Regions from separate parts of the Homo sapiens genome. Here region 2 is linked to region 1. Evidence: chromatin loops called from intact Hi-C (ENCODE). Cell type or tissue: PC-3. All regions are shown on one strand. Links, peaks and the distances in the headings refer to the core of each region. The heading gives the core; the rest is flanking DNA.

Region 1 (11,088 bases), core at 428-8,427:
GAGAAAGCAGAGGAGGAGAGTAAAGTATTTATATCTATATTTGAATTCATTCTTTTATTTTGGTGGGGGAAGGGGCAGGATCTGTAAATATGCTGCTTCATATCCTGGGTTTTATCACTCTTGGGTGCAGCCAACTTTCAGTAAGCTTGGCAGAACAATGTGGTCAGGAAGAAAGAGCTGAGATTGACTATACCGTATGCCACTCGCTATTTCTCTGTAGCATAGACTAAATATAGAAGTGTCTGAGCATCTGGTCTGGAGGTTTCCAGAGAGTGTTGCCATAGAGGAAGTGAAGTGGCTCTAAAAGGAGCAGTGTAGATGGAGTACATACTAGGGACAAATGTGAGTCATACTCAAACAGGGAGAAGTCTAAATTGCCCATGGGAGCTAAGAGAGGCTGAGTCACTATGGCCCTAGTCAAGACTATACTAAGTGAATCCTAAGCTATGGTAGCCGACAACTTCATTTTAGAATGAAGCAGGGCAAGAAGCATTCAAGTGGTTAGGCAACATTATCCCATGCATGTCTGAAGATTCCAAGTCTTCCTCTTCACTATGGTGTAAGCCATGTTTGTCCATTTGGTGCATGGTATGTAGTGGACGGTGTAAGCCACACCTGGATGCCATATTAGAGGGAGAAGGAGGGGGAGTGAGGATCTGAGCATTTTTAACTAAAAGAGACTGATTTATTTAAATAACTATTTTAGCTATTAGATAACCTTAAGTTTAAACAGATTGAATTTAATTTCTGCACATTCCCTTGCCCCTCCATGAGGAGCTCTTGAGCAACAGAACAATTATAGACAGACTAAATGTCATTTTTTCTTTTCACCCCCAAATTGTAGGATGAGCTGGAATATACAACATCCCTACATAGGCCTTTGAATTGATGAGTAATATGAAATCAACATAGGAGATATTTATTGAGAGATTGGAACATGGAAGAAATTAGGGTGGGTGCTGCATGTTCTAAGCAATATCTGGTGATATTTATTGGCAAAGGCAGTGATCCTGAGGGGTATGGAGGGTGGGGGAAGGTCTGTGAGGCAGAGACATCATATCCAATTAGGTCTGCACAGACAAACAGAGTGCCGGAGACTTGTAGAAGATGGAATGCCAGGGTGAAGAATTTGGTTTTATTTTGTAGAGTATGAAGAGCTAGTGAAAGTTCACAGGAGATTAACAAAATAAAAATTAAGGATTTAGGAGGAACAGTGGTAAGAAAGAACATGTAGGAGGCTTTTGCAGTATCCAGTAATGAGATGTAATCACTTGGATTAGGATTACGCCAAAGAAAAACATTACAAAGAAAAAAACCCCTTCTTCTGGTGCCCAAGCAAAAAGCCTTAATAACTAAAATGGACTGGAATGTTAACATGTAAAAATGAAGATAGGGTGAAAAAGACAAGGGCTTTAATGTTAGACATATTGATGTTAAGGGAATATAGAACCTGAGCTCAGAAAGCAATATACAGTTAGAGATAGAGAATTGGGTATCACAGGCTCTTAGTGTGTCCCAGTACAAGTCCTTCCCAGTTTTCATAGCCCATGGTCAACTCTTCTTTCCTTGAACATCTTACATGCTAATTGTTTATTACTTTTCAGATCCTATTGTTTCACTTATACATAGTTGTAATATTTTCAATAATTTTTAACCTGAAACTAGTATCCATTTTTCCTGATGCAACACCTAATAAGGTTATTTCCTCTTTCCTATGAAACCCTCCCAACATTTGAAAAAGTTTAGTGTTCCTTCGAACTCGCTGGCTGCTTTCTCTTCTCCAGGTTGACACTACAGTTCTCTTGTGTTAGGTGACTATGTTCAGACCCATCACCTGATTATGAATTCCCTTTTGTTTGTGGGGTTCCAAATCAGACCTTGACTCTGATGTGGCCTGATCGACCCCAAGCACGGGGCATCCATCCACTTCCTTGCCTTGACCACAGCCCTATTTTTACTAATACAACTTAATTTTGTGCTTTTTGACAACCACTTCAATTTGTTGGCTCTTGTCAAGCATGTGGACATCTTAGATGTGTTCATTAAAGATGTCAGAATACACGAGAGCTCCCTGATGGAGAGAAAAAGAGCATGCAGCCAGAAGCTCATAGTATTTGGTCAAGTGTGTAGGGAAGGTAGCAAAGAAAATAGAAAAACCAAACGCAGGGAAGCCAGGATCATAGGGAATATGTTGAGTGAAACAGTAGGCAGGAATTGCCAAATAGTTTTTCTTAATCCCTCAGTCCAGTACTCACGAGAGTAGCTGTGCTATGGAAAGAACACATGCATTAGAATCAGTTGTCTCACTGCCGTTTATGGGCTGTGTGATCTTGGGAGCATTATTTTACTTCTCTGAGCCTTAGCTTTTTTAGCTGTAAAATAAAAATGATATCTACCTTTCAGTATTTTGGGGAGAATTAAATGATTTTTATTAAATAATGCATGTAAAGCATACAGAACTGGGCATAGCCCTTTAATGAATGATAGTTTCTTTCCTAGATAATATTAATGATAGTCATGTAATTACTGGATACACAACGGTTTTCCCAGTCTCTGGACTTCTCTAATATTGGTTGTAGAGGCAGATGAAGATGGACAAACTCTGGACCCCCCTGCTCTTGAATTGCCCAAGTGTCATCCTCGGGCTGTGTGTTCTGTAAGCTTGTAGCCGTCGATGGGATGTTATCTGAAATAGATTTTGATTGGACTCTCTCTTTTTTTTCACTCCCAAACAGAAGTACTGTTCTGCTTGGAGGACTGTCTGCTTTTATATATGTATCTTATTAACTGTTGGAAGTAGGCGGAAATGTTGAATCAGCTCACATTTGAATCTAAAATAAAAATGGCTTTTAGAAGTGCCCTCTACTTTTAAGAAGCTAGCTAATATATGGTCTGCAAAAGTGCCAATGTATAATATTTGTAAAATATAATTTGAAATTACTTATTTGTAAAAGTTATGGCATTATTGTTCATTAATTTTTTAATATTGGTGGGTATATTCTGAAATACGATTTTGCCATAAGAAAAAAATAGAAATAAACTTTGTAGTATATCACTAAATAAAAAGTATTTTAAATATTTGACTTGAGTAATTGAGTCCTGGAAAGTTTTACTTGGACATTTATGTTTTCCTTTGCAATCAAGTTCATTGTTGTTTGTTTACTCATTACTAAGATAACCTTTTGAGTTAAACACTAAATCTAAACTCAGTAGATTATAATAATCTCTTCCTAATTTTTTCTCTCCCTTGTCTGAAGTGGGAAGTTATGTTTTATTTTCGGTGCTTCTCTGCTTTTAAAAAAGTAACATGTACACTAATGAATTGTGTGCATTTTATTAGAAGACTGAGTAGAATAATTTTATAAATGAAAACATGAAACAACTTTTATCCTGTGGTATATGATGGCTATCTTTGCATTGAAGAAAATATCAAAAAATAGAAAAAAACTTTTCTTACATTTGCTTGTGTTAAATGATTTCTGACTGTTCGATGGTTTATGTACCAGTTGGCTGGCTGCTTTTCTGTGCTCTGCTTTTCTGTCTCCATGCTTTGGTTCCTATGAGTTTTTTCATGGAGAACGGCCTCACCCATTCACTTCTGTTTGCTCAAATCCTACTCATCCTCCATGGCCCCACACAATTATTTCCATTATGAACACCAGAGGCCAGGAACTAATTTCTTTCTACTCCAAGCCCTTAAAGCATGATCTTTTTTTTCTTCTCGGTACTACTCACATAGCACCTCCCACATTCTGTCTTGTTTTACAATAATTTTTGTAAGTGCCTTTTGTTTCTTTTCTAACTCTAAGATCCTGGAGAGAAAGAATTTGTTTTCTCCATCATTTTATCTCACATAGTATCTTACACACCAGTTAAGAACTCCACATATATTTGGCAAATGGATATGTTTTAACTTATTTATAGTTAGGTGTAGTCTTAGAGATGTCATCTAAAGGATATCGATGGCAGAAGAAAATAACATTCTGAAGGGAAACTATTACTTCCATGGGAAATAAAACCAGATTTGGAAAAAGTAAATAGCCCTTTTGCTGATGGCATTTCAAGCTATTTCCAGCCCTTTGGCCGATGAATCTACAAGAAGGGACTGAGTGAAAAGAATTATTGTCATTGTAGTGACAAGGGCCTCATTCTTTTACTTCTGAGCAACCCAACACAGATGGAGTTATCCATAGAATGAATTTAAGAGACAGTAAAATGTGTCACTCATTAGGCCAAAATGGTTTTTCCTCTTAGCCGTCCCCTGCTGAGATCCCCACCATCAGAGCATATGGTAGAATATGTCAAGAAAACTTTCTTATAAAACACCAAATGTTACTCAGAAGCAGTAACACAGCAGTCCATGGGCACCTGAGGTCCATGAGTATCACACCTGCAGCCACAGGTCCTGAAGCAGAGCGAGATGTGGGCCGAGGCATGGGATGGGGATCAGGAAGATTCTGGGACCCAGAGTTTTGTAGTAGAGAGGCTTGAGGAGCCTGGGGAGGGAGGGAAGGGACAAAAGTGCCAGCCATAAGACAGAAACCCCAGAGCAAGCAAAAGTAAACTTTGCCTCCCCTACATTTTCCTCTAGGGCTAGTCCAGAGTTTAGTCATGCTGAGAATGGTCATTCAGAGATTCAGCTTACCTTTACATCAGTTTGATTTTTCTTCTCAGGTGACATGTAAACACACTTAAAAACATAATGCCCATGTTTCTCATAGTGACCCTTGTATGTTATCTACAAAAACACAACATTATATTGAGGCACGTTTTATCTCTTACAAAGAAGTTTTTGGGCTCTTTGTAATAATATAAGAAACTTTAAAAGTTGGGTGAAGTTGAATTCTACCTCTGACAAATGGTAGTACTTCTTATAACCACAGGAGGGTGTGTGTCAGCCGGCTCCCGAAGACAGCAACTTGTTCCTTCTCTTTTCTACATAACTCTAAATCTGTTTTCCCTAAGGGCCTGTCAACTGCTTTCTGTCCTAGGGTGGATCGATTTTATTACCAAACGTCTATGGAAATGGAGCATGTGGAAATATTTTCAGGTGGGAGGGGGTGAGAGGACCAGGAGAAAGACAGGATTTACAATATTCATGTCTGATGTCTAATTGGCAAAACTCACAGCATGAACATTCAGGCTCTTAAGCTGGCAACGTTGGCCTTTGTAATTTTCAGCTGAGATGAAGTACAGAAGATTGTTAGTTCTTAGAACATAATTTTCTGTGATAGGCAGAAGCAAGCTGCAATTTGGTGGCATGCAAAGCGGGGAGGATTCATTTAACTGGATGCATATGGAAAGCTGACTCCACGGACATAGAATTCCCCATTCAGATCTGATAGCCACCTTCCCCTTTACTCCCTTATTTATCATTCTGAGAGCAAAGTGTTTGTCAGGTACATGTGTGGGAAAATATTGTTTGCTAGTAGCAATGTTCCCAAATTCTTACTCACTTAGCCCCATGAAGGTTGCCTGGCAAAGCATTGTTTCATTTGAAGGAAGAAATCATACTGGGGAGAAATAAATCTCTATTCACAATGTTTTCCTCTTTTCTGTCACACATGGTGTGTGAGTTACAATACCTGATTGACTAGAAAGTGCCAACATTATGTTGTATATTTTTTCACTTCCATTCAAAGTGCCCAAGACTATTTTGACAGTTACACTTTTCTCTTACTGACTTTTTCTTTATAGAGCTGAAATAGAGTTATTTGAAAAGATGAATTCTGTTTACCCTCTGCTCTTCCACACAGCTTTGCTTAGTTTTCTCAGTCTGTGGTTGAAATGTCTGAAAGGAAACAAGAAACAAAACTTCACCCACTAGAACATTCTATTTCATTAACTTCTTCAAACAAATGTTTCATTTATTTTTCTCTCACTGAGTTGTATTATTCACTGTGGAAAATCATTCTAACCAAAAGAAGATTGACACACTCATCGCATTAATATAATATTTGTTTCAATATTACGAAAGACAGTGCCAGCTTTCTGCCCCCAGAGGGAGACAGTGCCGTCTCCACTACAGAACTGGATTCAAGCTCAGACAACCGCTAAGTGGGTGTGGTGGGGGAGTAGGGAGGGATGGCACCCCAGACGAAGGAGCTTGGCTGCCATCAGAATCCACTGAAAAAGAAGTTTTCACTGGCAAACTGGGAGTTGTTAAATATAAGTGAACTAAAATCAGAGTTTGACGATTTAAATTGTGTGTGTGCATTAATTATATAAGTTGAGTAACTGTAATATTGAATTAAGATATGATGCTGCTGATGGCCCAGGGAGAGTCAAACCATAGCCGTTCATGTGAATGGTAGGATCGCAATTAAGGACAAAAACTTATTGCTGCCAGATGTTACATTCTGAGAAGGAAAAATGGAGGTGGCCAGCAGATTAGGATAAATTCTGTTTCTTGGTTTGACATAAAGTGTCAAAATTTCTTGAGGGTAGCGTAGGGTGAGGGGTAGCTATTGAAGCGCAGAAAGGGCAGAAATGAAGAAAGAACAGACCTCGGCAGTTTGTCCCAGTCCTTTGGGCTGAAGTTTGCATACCACAGGAAAGCACACAGAACAGGGACCCTAAAATCTGAGAGCAACTGTTTTATTAAAGGAATAGATGTAAGTTCTTTAATTCTCAGTATTTTTCATTTACCTCTTTCTTTCAGAAACTCCTAGCCTATCTCAGATGTGGCACTGGGAACCAATGGGCGGACTGGGCCGTGTTTGAATGGGTGTGCTACAGTGGAAGCAGGCATCATGGTGGATCAATCATATAAAAGAGAGAACCCCTTAAGGGAAAGATTGAATAAAGAGATAAACAGAAAGAGGGCCGCCTAGGCCAGCTGTCCTATTTACCTGGAAAGTGTTCTTCCTGAAGAAGCCTTAAGCTTCTATATTTTGTTTAATACAGACAGGTTGTTGCTTGCACTAAGATATTGGGAATGCCCCTGCTTGCTCTCAGCTCCTTTGTATCTCCAGCTCAATCTGAACTGATTCCTTCATTTCCCAAGCTCATTTGCCCTCTGTGTTCAGACTGGGTTTGGGTGAAGGAGGCCTGGCATGAGTCTGGAGGGGGGGAAGGAGAGAGAAGCCAGGGTATGTCCTTCTCTACTCTCCGTGTTTGGGGCTGCATCTCTAGAGTTGGGTACATCTCCTTTGTGGTCCTAGTTCCCCCAGCCAGGGGCCTAGGAGCAGCACCTTTTTTTTTCCTTCCAGCCCTAAGCCTGGTAATAGCTTCGATCCTTGGGTGGTCTCACCACCCCTGGTTGGCTTTTCTGTTCTTCCTTATACTTTATAGCTAGCTTCCCTTAGAAAGTCGCTCTACTGAGCTCCCTGTAGTGGATTTTGTTTTCTGGACTGGACTCTGGCAGATAAAATCATCTTCAAAATATAAAACTCAGAAGTTTAGAAAGCACCTCCATGGCTGGACTCCAAGGCATAGCTGCCTAATATTCAATTCCATTCTAGAAAATAACAATAGTTTATCAATAACACCTTCTATTTATAGGACTCTTTATAGTTTGTAAACTGCTTTTGTACTTATAATCTCATATGAGTCCCAAAGTAACCTTTATAAGATGAGCAGTAGAAGAAACAGAAGTGCCTACACTCATAGTTGGTAGTTGCAGTAGAAGTAGAGAAGATATTTTAATTTAAATCTTCTGCCTCAAAGTCCCAGGGTTAAAATAATAAATTTTTGAATGATTAAATATGAAAAAGCATTTAGTAATAAGAGGAAATGTTCCTAAACTTTATATTAATTATCGTCAAGGCATCTTTTATAGTTTTATCCTTTATTGCATTTCTTATGTTGATTCTTATATGATCATGTGAATATAAATTTGGACAATTATATCACTCTTCAAAAATATAAAACCAGGGCAAACAGTTCTGGAAATTGGACTATAGGAAGAAGAAAGCATAAAAATGAGATGGGCAGATATTAAGCAAAAGAAAGAAATGATAGTATGGGGTGTCAGGGATCTTCTTACAGAACACACACACACACACACATATGGATTAGAAACATACTTGACAATATAGAGTACCTCGGTACAGTTTTGATTTATTGTGACTTATAACAAAGTCTTTCTAGTCTAACTGCATCTTGATGAATATTAACCGAATTGCATAGCCTAATAAACATTCATTTTCTTCCTTTTAAAAATCATTTAGAATTTGGCTTATAATTCTAAGACGTATGCAAGTGGCTGAGTATATACTAATTTCTTAAGCCACCAATCTATCATTTAAAAATTCAGGTAATTACTAAAATGGCATCTATATACCTGGAAGAAAACATCATATTTAATGATTCACAGTTACAAATGTTGCCTCTGCATCCTTGCTGAGCTGCTTTCATTTGAAATACGCATCCCTCCCTTGTCCCCTCTATACCCCCAAGCAGATGTCTTAGGCTTGAATGTGGCCCTGTAATGGAGATGGCATTGTCTGCCTCTGGGCAGGAAAGCTGGCATCCTCTTCTGATCAGTGGTCACTGAATCAATGTTGACATAGCACATTTACTGGAAAATGATGAGAAAGCCCCACTCCAGCTGCTTCTTGGAACATGTTGCTCAAAATAAAATCTTCAGCTGGCCAACTTGAGCTAGGTCAGCAAGACTCATTTTTCCACCGTGAGAGGTGGGAGAGGCACCTGAGCCTCTAGGCCTTGATTGAGTGAGGTCTGTGCATGGGGTCTCGCAAATGTGTGTTGTGAGCAGTACAGCCTCCACAGTACTGTACTGCACACCCTTGTTGCACAGAGTGTGTGCGGAGAAGGGAACACATTTCCCCAACTTCCACTGCCCTCCATGAGGCCCTCTGCTTCCCTGGTCATCCTCATCAGCCTGGTTACCCTAGCAGTCACCCACTCACTCAGGACCTATATATAAGTATGATTGGCAATGGGATGACTATTTGTTTCCATGGTTCTCCAACCAAAAAGGTTATTCTGATAAGTTAGGATGCTGCTCAGACATTATCTAATTAGCACTGTGTCTGCATTGCAGAAAATAACTAACACTCAGCATTTTCACAAGATAATTTGGTCACATCCTGAATATTCAACTGGGTGAGTCAGAGGGAAGAAAAGACACACAAGGAAGTAGGAGCTTGATTTGGGTTAAGCTTGGAGGTACTACGTCCCACCTCTAGCCTCGCTGATGAAGAGAAAATCACAAGTAGGATCCCACAGTATTGGGGTGTTGCAAGAAATACAGAAGAGTTCTTGTCTCTTTGCATTTTTATCTATTTACTAAATCTAGCTGGTTAGCTTTAAAACATTCATGTCAAATTCTTTAAGTTTACAGGAAAATAGTCAAAGATTATTTTACCATGTTATAATTTGAGTCTTTGAGTATCACTCATTAGTATCAGCTGATTTGAAATGCTGCGGCTGCCTCTTGGTTTTCTCAAAAAATCTGTTTTTGGTGTTCCTTAAAAGACAATGTTGTCAGATCTCATAATTCAGCACATGTTTATTGAGAACCTCCTTTGTTAAGAGTGTTAAGTGCTAGATGCTTTCTGTTTGCTTGGTTCTTTTTAAAATAACTGAATTAGGTAGATGCTACTAATTTAAATAGACGTTGCTTGAAAGAAAAACAAATGAAGAGAGCAAGAGATTATCTGAAATATAATTGAATTTGTAAATACTTACTGGTGCTGCCCAGGTCACACTGAAAAGGAGTAGTCCCACACAGAAAACTCGCATCTTTGAGAATCTCTGTAAAAAGACAACAATATCTTACCACAAAGCATTGCCAGTTATAAACTGCAGCCATAAGAAGAGATAAAACACATAGGAATATATAAACACCCTTCCCCTTGGCAGTTCATATCCTTTTGTGTATGTGTGTGTATAGACTATGTATAACTTGCTTATACCCGAGTGTGGACATTTTAAGAACTTTCATATGTCTAGTTATTCCAATGTGAAAATGAAAATTATTCAATATCATTAAAACAGTAAAGTCAGTTGATAGAAATATATTTTATAGACACATTTATTTGCTCTATCATCAGCTCTTCTTCCTCTTGTCTTTAGAAAGAGATTGTTTAATTATTTGTGTAATTCAAAATGACATTAAGTTGATGTAGCAGCTCATAACACACTCTAAGTTTGTCAGGGTAGCAGATTGCACTGTGAGGAAAGCTTATCTGCCTCCGGGCTGGTGCCCTAATCTGTGTCTCATGTTCATTAGCAATGTGTCTGAATTAGTAGCCATCCATGGGCTGGAGAGTGAACTAATTTTTGCAACACTGACATTAATGGCTAACATTTATTGAATACTAAAATGAGCCAAGCACTGGGTCTAAGAATTTTGCATGCATTCAATTATTTGAGCCTCACAACAACCCTACAAGTTAGGCGGCGTTACTATGCCTGTTGTATAGATTAGGAAATAGACACAAAAAGATCAAATAACTTGCTTTAGAATTCACAAATATTAAGGGGCAGAACTGGGATTAGTATCCAGGCAATGTGGCTCTAGACCCAGTTTTCTTCATCAAGACTCTCTGCCACCTTAAATAACTTTCTATTCTTTTATCTTATTACAGAAAAATCCATGTACAGTTGACTTAAAGGCAAATCATATTTTATATTGGGCTCAACAAAATGATGTTCAAAATACTAACATTTAGTTACAAATAAAGGTATTTGTTTATATTTTGGTAAATATACCAACAGGAACTAGTGAGCTCACTTAAGTAGCCATTAGATTGGAAAAAAGTCAACATGTCTTTGGACTATTGATCTTATTATTATATTGTGAAAACAATAAATTTATGCCACTCTGAGATTTCTTGAAGAAAAACTTGTTTTTATGGGAAAAAATAATCTAAATATTCTTGCAATCTTTAAACACCTCAAGGAAAAGCTGGTATTTGGAGAAATGATTGTAACTATTAAATATATTCTAAAATCCTAGGCTATGTTTTTCTAAATTAATGCAATTAGAAGGATCTAAATTCTAACTATAGTTTACCCTTCCAAGCATTTTATAGATCAGGACAACGTAAGTAACTTATGAAATGAGTTAATGCTCATCAGTAGAAATATCAACACAGATGAGGTTTCAAAGTATGAATA
Region 2 (11,088 bases), core at 1,058-9,057, 490 kb after region 1:
ACAGATTTAACAGAATAAAAGATTATCTGATAATTATTGCCACTGAATTGCACACTTAAAAATGGTTAAAATGACATGTTTTACATGATATATATTATACCACAACTTTTAAGTTAATTATATATCAAAAACCATTTAATTGTGTACATTAAGTGAATGCTTTGTGTGACATATGAATTTATATCTCAATAAAGCCCTTTTTAAATTAAAAAAACCTGAGAAAGTAATGTCCATTTAGAATAAGTAATTTCACTACTACTTCCAAATGAAAGAGCTGTTAAAATAAACGCTTTGCATTGTGATTCATTCATTTGACAAATATTCATTGAGCACCTAAGAGCCAAGCACTGTGCTGGGCCCTGGAGATTCACTGGTGACCAAAACAGTCATGGAGCTTATAGGAAAGGTGTGGGAAACAGATGTTTTAAAAAATTTAATCTCAGCTGGGCGTGGTGGCTCACGCCTGTAATGCCAGCACTTTGGGAGGCCGAGGTGGGCAGATCACGAGGTCAGGAAATCGAGACCATCCTGGCTAACATGGTGAAAACCCGTCTCTACTAAAAATACAAAAAATTAGCCGAGCATGGTGGCGGGCGCCTGTAGTCCCAGCTACTGCGGAGGCTGAGGCAGGAGAATGGCGGGAACCCGGGAGGCGGAGCTTGCAGTGAGCCGAGATCGCACCACCGCACTCCAGCCTGGGTGACAGAGCAAGACTCTGTCTCAAAAAAAAAAAAAAAAAAAAAAAAAAAAAATTTCTCTAATGAATGTTCAGTTACAAATCTGAGATAGATACTATCATAGAAAACTGAAAATTACTATATAATGAGAAAATAATTTAGACTGGGGGTTAGGAAAGGCCTCTTTGAGGAAGTGAAGCTGTGACTTAAAGGAAGAATAGGATTTATCCAGGAAAAGTTTTCAGCAAATTCTATGGACATCTTAAAGTAAATAAGGAACAGCTTATAGTGACACTGAATTTTGTGGAACAACAACAAAAACAAATACTCTACTAATTTTCTTTAAAAGGCTTTTTAAGGAAATGTTCTTATTCCGTAAGTGATGCTAAGATGCAGTAAATCTTCTATGTCAGGGCTTCTTGGACCTTAATGTGCCTACAGATTTACCTGAGAATCTTGTAAGATGTGGGCTCTGATGCAGTAGCTCTGGGCTGGGGCCTGAGACTCAGGGAATGCCCACATTGCTCTGCAGAGGACCATGCTGAACTGAGGAAAACAGGCAGACATTTCAGAATTCTTGAATTATTTTGTAAACTCTCTATTTTCAGTTCAAGCAAGTTTGCTGCTGTTGGATTTCATAAAACTTTGACAGATGAACTGGCTGCCTTACAAATAACTGGAGTCAAAACAACATGTCTGTGTCCTAATTTCGTAAACACTGGCTTCATCAAAAATCCAAGTACAAGGTAAGTTGAGAAATTGAGACAAAAGGATTGGTGGTTGCTATGAATACCAGCCATTCTGTGGGTTTTCCTAAATGTTTTAATCCTGAAAACACCTGATAGTTAAAGCTCTTAGTTCATTTTGATTTCAGTTTCTGCAGATTGTGGGAAAACAGGTGGAAAGCCAAAAAGAGAGAAAGCAAGGGAGCGTGACTAAAAAAGTAAATATGAATGACATTGGTAAACTTGCTAACTCTTCCTTTTTTCTTCTCCTGAGTAATGATTCACAGGCTTAAATATGCATACATGTCACCAGGTGTGCTTGGGAACTATGTTGGGGCTTCACCCTCAGATATGTTGACTTACTGGGTTTGGTTGGGGTAGGGTAGTGGCAGGGAAGGGAGCCTGGAACTCTACATTTAAAAAAGGTGATTATCATAGGTGATTCTGATAGAGATAACCCAAGACCACATGTGAAAAACACTTCCCTTGGAGGTAATCTAGAGATTAGCCTCCGAAAGGAGTACCAGATCATACTCTTTACTTGGTTAAAAAATAAAATTATAAAGGATTAATTTGAAGATAATTTTTAATGTTTTCTCTCTTTAGAAATAGCTTTAATGTCTTTGTAAACATGATGCATACTTATTTGTTTAAATTCCAATGTTAATGAAAAATACAAATCGAAAAGTTTCTTTTTTAATTTCCTTAAAACCCTCTATTGAGTGGAAACCACTCTCAAAATTTTGATAAACATCCTTCTAGACTTCTCTGAATTTTCTATAACTGGCGTATGTTACACATGGGGTCCTGGAAGCAGCAAGTATACTGCATACTTCCCTCAGCATTATGTTACAGACATCTAATAAAGTACAGAGCATTATAATAAATTGTATTGATTATTGGGAGCAATAGCATCTCCTAGTGATGATTTTAGGGTTGTTTTTAGTGTTCTGGATTTTTAACAGCAAATCAGCAATAAGCATCCTCGGGCACACATATTTTCACTTTTGGATAATTATCTCCCTCAGGTAGATTCATAAAGGGGGATTACTGGGCCAAAGGGTATATAACTTGTAAAAATTCCTACATATTGCCAAACTCCTCTCCAGAAATGCTCCACTGATTTGCACTCCTACCCACAGTGCAGGGAGAGCAACTTACTCTCTACTTCTTCATCAGTCTGCCTTCTGTGACTCTTTTAATCACCGCCAATCCAGTACGCGAAGAATCATCTTTGTTTTTACCCTGATGACTAGCTACATTCATGTTCGCATATGATTTTTGGACATTGCACTTCCTTTTATGAATTGCCTATTTTCATGGCATCAGCTCACTTTTTGCTATTGAGCTCTAGAGTTGTTTTTGTTTGTTTCTTTGTTTGTTTTTTGTTTTTTTTGAGACAGGGTTTCACTCTGTTGCCCAGGCTGGAGTGCAGTGGCGCAATCTCGGCTCACTGCAACCTCCACCTCCCAGGTTCAAGCGACTCTTGTGCCTCAGCCTCCCGAGTATCTGAGATTACAGGCACGCACGACCACGCCCAACTAATTTCCGTATTTTTAATAGAGATGGGGTTTCGCCACGTTGGCCAGGCTGTTCTCAAACTCCAGGCCTCAAGTGATCCGCCCACCTTGGCCTCCCAAAGTGCTGGGATTACAGGCATGAGCCACCATGCCCAGCTGAGCTCTAGAGATTTTTAATTAATACATAAGAAACAATTCTTCATACATTTGAGAAACCCCTTTATATATCACATCTGTTGCATATGTTTTTTTTTTCCCCAGTTGTTTTTTGTTTGCTTTTAAGCCTATTTTCATTTAGTTTTACATTAAAATTTTCTTAGGGATTTTTTTCTCATGGACTTTAGGTTCTGTGAGGTGTTTAGAAAGGTCTTTCTCATTCCAAGTTTTTGAAAATATTTACCCATATTTTTTCTAGCATATATTTTATGGTTGCATTTTTCATATTTAAATCATTGCCCCACCCAAATTTATTTTGATTTAAGAAGTAAGGTCACAGTATAGTTTTTTCCAAATAGTTAATGAGTTTTCTGCACTATTTATTAAATAATACATCATTTTCCTCACTGATATTAAATTCATATTATAAGTTCACATGCTTACTTGGATAGACTTTTGGATTCTCAATTTTATTGTAATGATGAGATTCAATTTTGCTTGGTTTTGTTTTGTTTTTCAGACAGGGTCTCATTTAGGCTGAAGTGCAGTGGTGTGATCATGGCTCACTGTAACCTTGAACTGGGCTCAAGCAACCCTCCACCTCAGCCTCCTGAGTAGGACTACAGTGTGTGTGCCATCATGCCCAGCTAATTTTTTTTTTTTTTTTTTTTTTTGAGAGCCAGGATTTTGCTGTTTGCCCAGGCTGGTCTCAAATTGGCCTTGAGCAATTCTCCCACCTCCACCTCACCTCCCAAAGTGCCAAGATTATAAGCATGAGTCATTGCATCCAGCCAAGATTCAATTTTTAAGTTTTATTCTGCCCCCTCAAACTTCCCCATATTTCCCCCAATTCAGCTGCCTTTGTTGAAAATGTATTTAAAATTAATGAAAAATATTCAGTGTGGCCACTTGAAGGGTTAATTTGAAGGTAAAATTGAAGATTCTAATTTTTTTCCTTTTTTTATTTTTTTTATTTTTTTTGAGACAAGGATTCGCTCTGTCACCCAGGCTGGATGCAGTGGCACAATCACAGCTCGCTGCAGCCTTGACCTCCTGGGCTCAACCTATTCTCCCACATCAGCCTCCCCAGTCCCTGGGACCATACAGGCATGTGTCCCCACACCTGGCTAATTTCTAAATTTTTTGTAGAGACAGGGTCTCCCTATGTTGCACAGGCTGGGCTCAAGGGCTCCTTGAACTCAATTGAACTCCTGGGCTCAAGTCATTCTCCCAACTTCAGCCTCTCAAAGTGCTGGGATTACAGGCATGAGTCACCATGCCTGGCCTAACAGTTCTATTTTATTATTATTATTATTTTTTTAGTGGAGACGGAGTTTCATCATATTGGTCAGGCTGGTCTCGAACTCTTGACAGCTGATCCACGGCCGCCAGGTTCTATTTTAAACACACTTAATTTAAGTCATCCCACAGGGAAGCAGAACAGAAAGCCAACGTTAGACAGAAATTTGGGAGCTGTCCAAAGATCTCAAGCCCCCAAGAATCTATCAAACAGTCTTTAAAATCTATTTTTAATACACAATTTTTGTTAGAAAACAAAAGTAAGAGTGTATATTTTAGAGGTCAATGTTTAAATTTATCAGTATTAAACAAGAGAACCCTAATTGGAGTCTGAAGAGAGAAGAGAAGGGACAGATATGTTTTTCAGGTTGGGAAATGGATCTGAGGAATGAAAGTAGTGAGGATAAGCTTCACTAAAACTGAAAGCAGATGTTGAAGATAAAACTTGCCAGTTTCCTCAATTTCTTTTTCAGTATGTGGATACTAAAATAACATATTTGAGTCAAGTTTTAAAGTCATACTGTCTTTCAGTAGTTAAAAACAGACATCCTATTTTCAAAAGTTATAATTGAATTTTTTAACCTTGCCCCCCCTACAAGGCCGCACAGAGCTGACCTTAACGTGGGCTCCAGCGCCCTCTCCTGACAAAACTTACTAGTGCCATTAATTCCTACATATTGCCAAACTCCTCTCCAGAAATGCTGCACTGATTTGCACTCTGGAGGAAAAGTGTGAAAAGAGGCTAAGATGATTCTAGGCTGAATATAAACCTGGCTAAGGAAGGGCCTAAAGATTGGTCCTGACATATGAACCTCTTTGAGGCTAAGCTGGTACTAAAGTAGACCCCAAAGATGAAGTTGGTTTTAATATAGAAACTTATTACTTCTAATTAGAAGAGAGAACATGTTCCTCGTTAAATACCTGTTTACATTTCAGACACCAAATAAAATGTCATTTTCTTAAACCTCACAACAATACTTTTGGGGAGATGTTATTAGTCCCTCTTCAGTAGATGAGAGAGATCTGAGGTTTAGAGAAATTAAATTACAAGTTATATACCCTTTGGCCCAGTAATCCCCCTTTATGAATCTACCTGAGGGAGATAATTATCCAAAAGTGAAAATATGTGTGCCCGAGGATGCTTATTGCTGATTTGCTGTTAAAAATCCAGAATACTAGAGGGAGGAGCCAAGATGGCCGAATAGGAACAGCTCCGGTCTACAGCTCCCAGCGTGAGCGACGCAGAAGACGGTGATTTCTGCATTTCCATCTGAGGTACCGGGTTCATCTCACTAGGGAGTGCCAGACAGTGGGCGCAGGCCAGTGTGTGTGCGCACCGTGCGCGAGCCGAAGCAGGGCGAGGCATTGCCTCACCTGGGAAGCGCAAGGGGTCAGGGAGTTCCCTTTCCGAGTCAAAGAAAGGGGTGACGGACGCACCTGGAAAATCGGGTCACTCCCACCCGAATATTGCGCTTTTCAGACCGGCTTAAGAAACGGCGCACCACGAGACTATATCCCACACCTGGCTCGGAGGGTCCTACGCCCACGGAATCTCGCTGATTGCTAGCACAGCAGTCTGAGATCAAACTGCAAGGCGGCAACGAGGCTGGGGGAGGGGCGCCCGCCATTGCCCAGGCTTGCTTAGGTAAACAAAGCAGCCGGGAAGCTCGAACTGGGTGGAGCCCACCACAGCTCAAGGAGGCCTGCCTGCCTCTGTAGGCTCCACCTCTGGGGGCAGGGCACAGACAAACAAAAAGACAGCAGTAACCTCTGCAGACTTAAGTGTCCCTGTCTGACAGCTTTGAAGAGAGCAGTGGTTCTCCCAGCACGCAGCTGGAGATCTGAGAACGGGCAGACTGCCTCCTCAAGTGGGTCCCTGACTCCTGACCCCCGAGCAGCCTAACTGGGAGGCACCCCCCAGCAGGGGCACACTGACACCTCACACGGCAGGGTATTCCAACAGACCTGCAGCTGAGGGTCCTGTCTGTTAGAAGGAAAACTAACAACCAGAAAGGACATCTACACCGAAAACCCATCTGTACATCACCATCATCAAAGACCAAAAGTAGATAAAACCACAAAGATGGGGGAAAAACAGAACAGAAAAACTGGAAACTCTAAAACGCAGAGCGCCTCTCCTCCTCCAAAGGAACGCAGTTCCTCACCAGCAACAGAACAAAGCTGGATGGAGAATGATTTTGACGAGCTGAGAGAAGAAGGCTTCAGACGATCAAATTACTCTGAGCTACGGGAGGACATTCAAACCAAAGGCAAAGAAGTTGAAAACTTTGAAAAAAATTTAGAAGAATGTATAACTAGAATAACCAATACAGAGAAGTGCTTAAAGGAGCTGATGGAGCTGAAAACCAAGGCTCGAGAACTACGTGAAGAATGCAGAAGCCTCAGGAGCCGATGCGATCAACTGGAAGAAAGGGTATCAGCAATGGAAGATGAAATGAATGAAATGAAGCGAGAAGGGAAGTTTAGAGAAAAAAGAATAAAAAGAAATGAGCAAAGCCTCCAAGAAATATGGGACTATGTGAAAAGACCAAATCTACGTCTGATTGGTGTACCTGAAAGTGATGTGGAGAATGGAACCAAGTTGGAAAACACTCTGCAGGATATTATCCAGGAGAACTTCCCCAATCTAGCAAGGCAGGCCAACGTTCAGATTCAGGAAATACAGAGAACGCCACAAAGATACTCCTCGAGAAGAGCAACTCCAAGACACATAATTGTCAGATTCACCAAAGTTGAAATGAAGGAAAAAATGTTAAGGGCAGCCAGAGAGAAAGGTCGGGTTACCCTCAAAGGAAAGCCCATCAGACTAACAGCGGATCTCTCGGCAGAAACCCTACAAGCCAGAAGAGAGTGGGGGCCAATATTCAACATTCTTAAAGAAAAGAATTTTCAACCCAGAATTTCATATCCAGCCAAACTAAGCTTCATAAGTGAAGGAGAAATAAAATACTTTATAGACAAGCAAATGTTGAGAGATTTTGTCACCACCAGGCCTGCCCTAAAAGAGCTCCTGAAGGAAGCGCTAAACATGGAAAGGAACAACCGGTACCAGCCGCTGCAAAATCATGCCAAAATGTAAAGACCATCGAGACTAGGAAGAAACTGCATCAACTAATGAGCAAAATCACCAGCTAACATCATAATGACAGGATCAAATTCACACATAACAATATTAACTTTAAATATAAATGGACTAAATTCTGCAATTAAAAGACACAGACTGGCAATTTGGATAAAGAGTCAAGACCCATCAGTGTGCTGTATTCAGGAAACCCATCTCACGTGCAGAGACACACATAGGCTCAAAATAAAAGGATGGAGGAAGATCTACCAAGCCAATGGAAAACAAAAAAAGGCAGGGGTTGCAATCCTAGTCTCTGATAAAACAGACTTTAAACCAACAAAGATCAAAAGAGACAAAGAAGGCCATTACATAATGGTAAAGGGATCAATTCAACAAGAGGAGCTAACTATCCTAAATATTTATGCACCCAATACAGGAGCACCCAGATTCATAAAGCAAGTCCTCAGTGACCTACAAAGAGACTTAGACTCCCACACATTAATAATGGGAGACTTTAACACCCCACTGTCAACATTAGACAGATCAACGAGACAGAAAGTCAACAAGGATACCCAGGAATTGAACTCAGCTCTGCACCAAGCAGACCTAATAGACATCTACAGAACTCTCCACCCCAAATCAACAGAATATACATTTTTTTCAGCACCACACCACACCTATTCCAAAATTGACCACATAGTTGGAAGTAAAGCTCTCCTCAGCAAATGTAAAAGAACAGAAATTATAACAAACTATCTCTCAGACCACAGTGCAATCAAACTAGAACTCAGGATTAAGAATCTCACTCAAAGCCGCTCAACTACATGGAAACTGAACAACCTGCTCCTGAATGACTACTGGGTACATAACGAAATGAAGGCAGAAATAAAGATGTTCTTTGAAACCAACGAGAACAAAGACACCACATACCAGAATCTCTGGGACGCATTCAAAGCAGTGTGTAGAGGGAAATTTATAGCACTAAATGCCTACAAGAGAAAGCAGGAAAGATCCAAAATTGACACCCTAACATCACAATTAAAAGAACTAGAAAAGCAAGAGCAAACACATTCAAAAGCTAGCAGAAGGCAAGAAATAACTAAAATCAGAGCAGAACTGAAGGAAATAGAGACACAAAAAACCCTTCAAAAAATCAATGAATCCAGGAGCTGGTTTTTTGAAAGGATCAACAAAATTGATAGACCGCTAGCAAGACTAATAAAGAAAAAAAGAGAGAAGAATCAAATAGACACAATAAAAAATGATAAAGGGGATATCACCACCGATCCCACAGAAATACAAACTACCATCAGAGAATACTACAAACACCTCTACGCAAATAAACTAGAAAATCTAGAAGAAATGGATACATTCCTCGACACATACACTCTCCCAAGACTAAACCAGGAAGAAGTTGAATCTCTGAATCGACCAATAACAGGCTCTGAAATTGTGGCAATAATCAATAGTTTACCAACCAAAAAGAGTCCAGGACCAGATGGATTCACAGCCGAATTCTACCAGAGGTACAAGGAGGAACTGGTACCATTCCTTCTGAAACTATTCCAATCAATAGAAAAAGAGGGAATCCTCCCTAACTCATTTTATGAGGCCAGCATCATTCTGATACCAAAGCCGGGCAGAGACACAACCAAAAAAGAGAATTTTAGACCAATATCCTTGATGAACATTGATGCAAAAATCCTCAATAAAATACTGGCAAACCGAATCCAGCAGCACATCAAAAAGCTTATCCACCATGATCAAGTGGGCTTCATCCCTGGGATGCAAGGCTGGTTCAATATACGCAAATCAATAAATGTAATCCAGCATATAAACAGAGCCAAAGACAAAAACCACATGATTATCTCAATAGATGCAGAAAAAGCCTTTGACAAAATTCAACAACCCTTCATGCTAAAAACTCTCAATAAATTAGGTATTGATGGGACGTATTTCAAAATAATAAGAGCTATCTATGACAAACCCACAGCCAATATCATACTGAATGGGCAAAAACTGGAAGCATTCCCTTTGAAAACCGGCACAAGACAGGGATGCCCTCTCTCACCGCTCCTATTCAACATAGTGTTGGAAGTTCTGGCCAGGGCAATCAGGCAGGAGAAGGAAATAAAGGGTATTCAATTAGGAAAAGAGGAAGTCAAATTGTCCCTGTTTGCAGACGACATGATTGTTTATCTAGAAAACCCCATCGTCTCAGCCCAAAATCTCCTTAAGCTGATAAGCAACTTCAGCAAAGTCTCAGGATACAAAATCAATGTACAAAAATCACAAGCATTCTTATACACCAACAACAGACAAACAGAGAGCCAAATCATGGGTGAACTCCCATTCACAATTGCTTCAAAGAGAATAAAATACCTAGGAATCCAACACTGTGAAGGACCTCTTCAAGGAGAACTACAAACCACTGCTCAAGGAAATAAAAGAGGAGACAAACAAATGGAAGAACATTCCATGCTCATGGGTAGGAAGAATCAATATCGTGAAAATGGCCATACTGCCCAAGGTAATTTACAGATTCAATGCCATCCCCATCAAGCTACCAATGACTTTCTTCACAGAATTGGAAAAAACTACTTTAAAGTTCATATGGAACCAAAAAAGAGCCCGCATTGCCAAGTCAATCCTAAGCCAAAAGAACAAAGCTGGAGGCATCACACTACCTGACTTCAAACTATACTACAAGGCTACAGTAACCAAAACAGCATGGTACTGGTACCAAAACAGAGATATAGATCAATGGAACAGAACAGAGCCCTCAGAAATAATGCCGCATATCTACAACTATCTGATCTTTGACAAACCTGAGAAAAACAAGCAATGGGGAAAGGATTCCCTATTTAATAAATGGTGCTGGGAAAACTGGCTAGCCATATGTAGAAAGCTGAAACTGGATCCCTTCCTTACACCTTATACAAAAATCAATTCAAGATGGATTAAAGATTTAAACGTTAAACCTAAAACCATAAAAACCCTAGAAGAAAACCTAGGCATTACCATTCAGGACATAGGCGTGGGCAAGGACTTCATGTCCAAAACACCAAAAGCAATGGCAACAAAAGACAAAATTGACAAATGGGATCTAATTAAACTAAAGAGCTTCTGCACAGCAAAAGAAACTACCATCAGAGTGAACAGGCAACCTACAACATGGGAGAAAATTTTTGCAACCTACTCATCTGACAAAGGGCTAATATCCAGAATCTACAATGAACTCAAACAAATTTACAAGAAAAAAACAAACAACCCCATCAAAAAGTGGGCGAAGGACATGAACAGACACTTCTCAAAAGAAGACATTTATGCAGCCAAAAAACACATGAAGAAATGCTCATCATCACTGGCCATCAGAGAAATGCAAATCAAAACCACTATGAGATATCATCTCACACCAGTTAGAATGGCAATCATTAAAAAGTCAGGAAACAACAGGTGCTGGAGAGGATGCGGAGAAATAGGAACACTTTTACACTGTTGGTGGGACTGTAAACTAGTTCAACCATTGTGGAAGTCAGTGTGGCGATTCCTCAGGGATCTAGAACTAGAAATACCATTTGACCCAGCCATCCCATTACTGGGTATATACCCAAATGAGTATAAAT

What was found. A loop is a pair of places that touch in the nucleus more often than their neighbours do. Peaks named below come from ENCODE experiments on the same cell type or tissue, not always from the same donor. Only the 100,000 strongest peaks of a DNase experiment are listed, where the experiment ranks them.
Region 2: a loop joins it to region 1, with 16 times the contacts of the local background. A loop is called at or near these places in 23 of 110 quality-filtered maps.

The regions. Positions count from the first base shown.
Region 1 is chr4:87,833,335-87,844,422 of GRCh38, reverse strand. MEPE (matrix extracellular phosphoglycoprotein) reads right to left here. Exons shown (of 4, transcript NM_020203.6): 2 at 9,655-9,720; 3 at 5,738-5,791. The coding sequence starts at 9,708. Among named protein-coding and RNA genes, the nearest start is that of MEPE, 5.9 kb to the right of the region's middle. In PC-3, for the core only: CTCF peaks have their summits at 4,878, 5,799 and 6,001 (motif pointing right); no DNase peak of the experiment used is centred there; H3K27ac peaks cover 322 bases.
Region 2 is chr4:87,347,614-87,358,701 of GRCh38, reverse strand. HSD17B11 (hydroxysteroid 17-beta dehydrogenase 11) reads left to right here. Exons shown (of 7, transcript NM_016245.5): 5 at 1,286-1,423. Among named protein-coding and RNA genes, the nearest start is that of HSD17B13, 30 kb to the right of the region's middle. In PC-3, for the core only: a CTCF peak has its summit at 5,016 (motif pointing left); a DNase peak (open chromatin) is centred at 1,701; H3K27ac peaks cover 1,327 bases.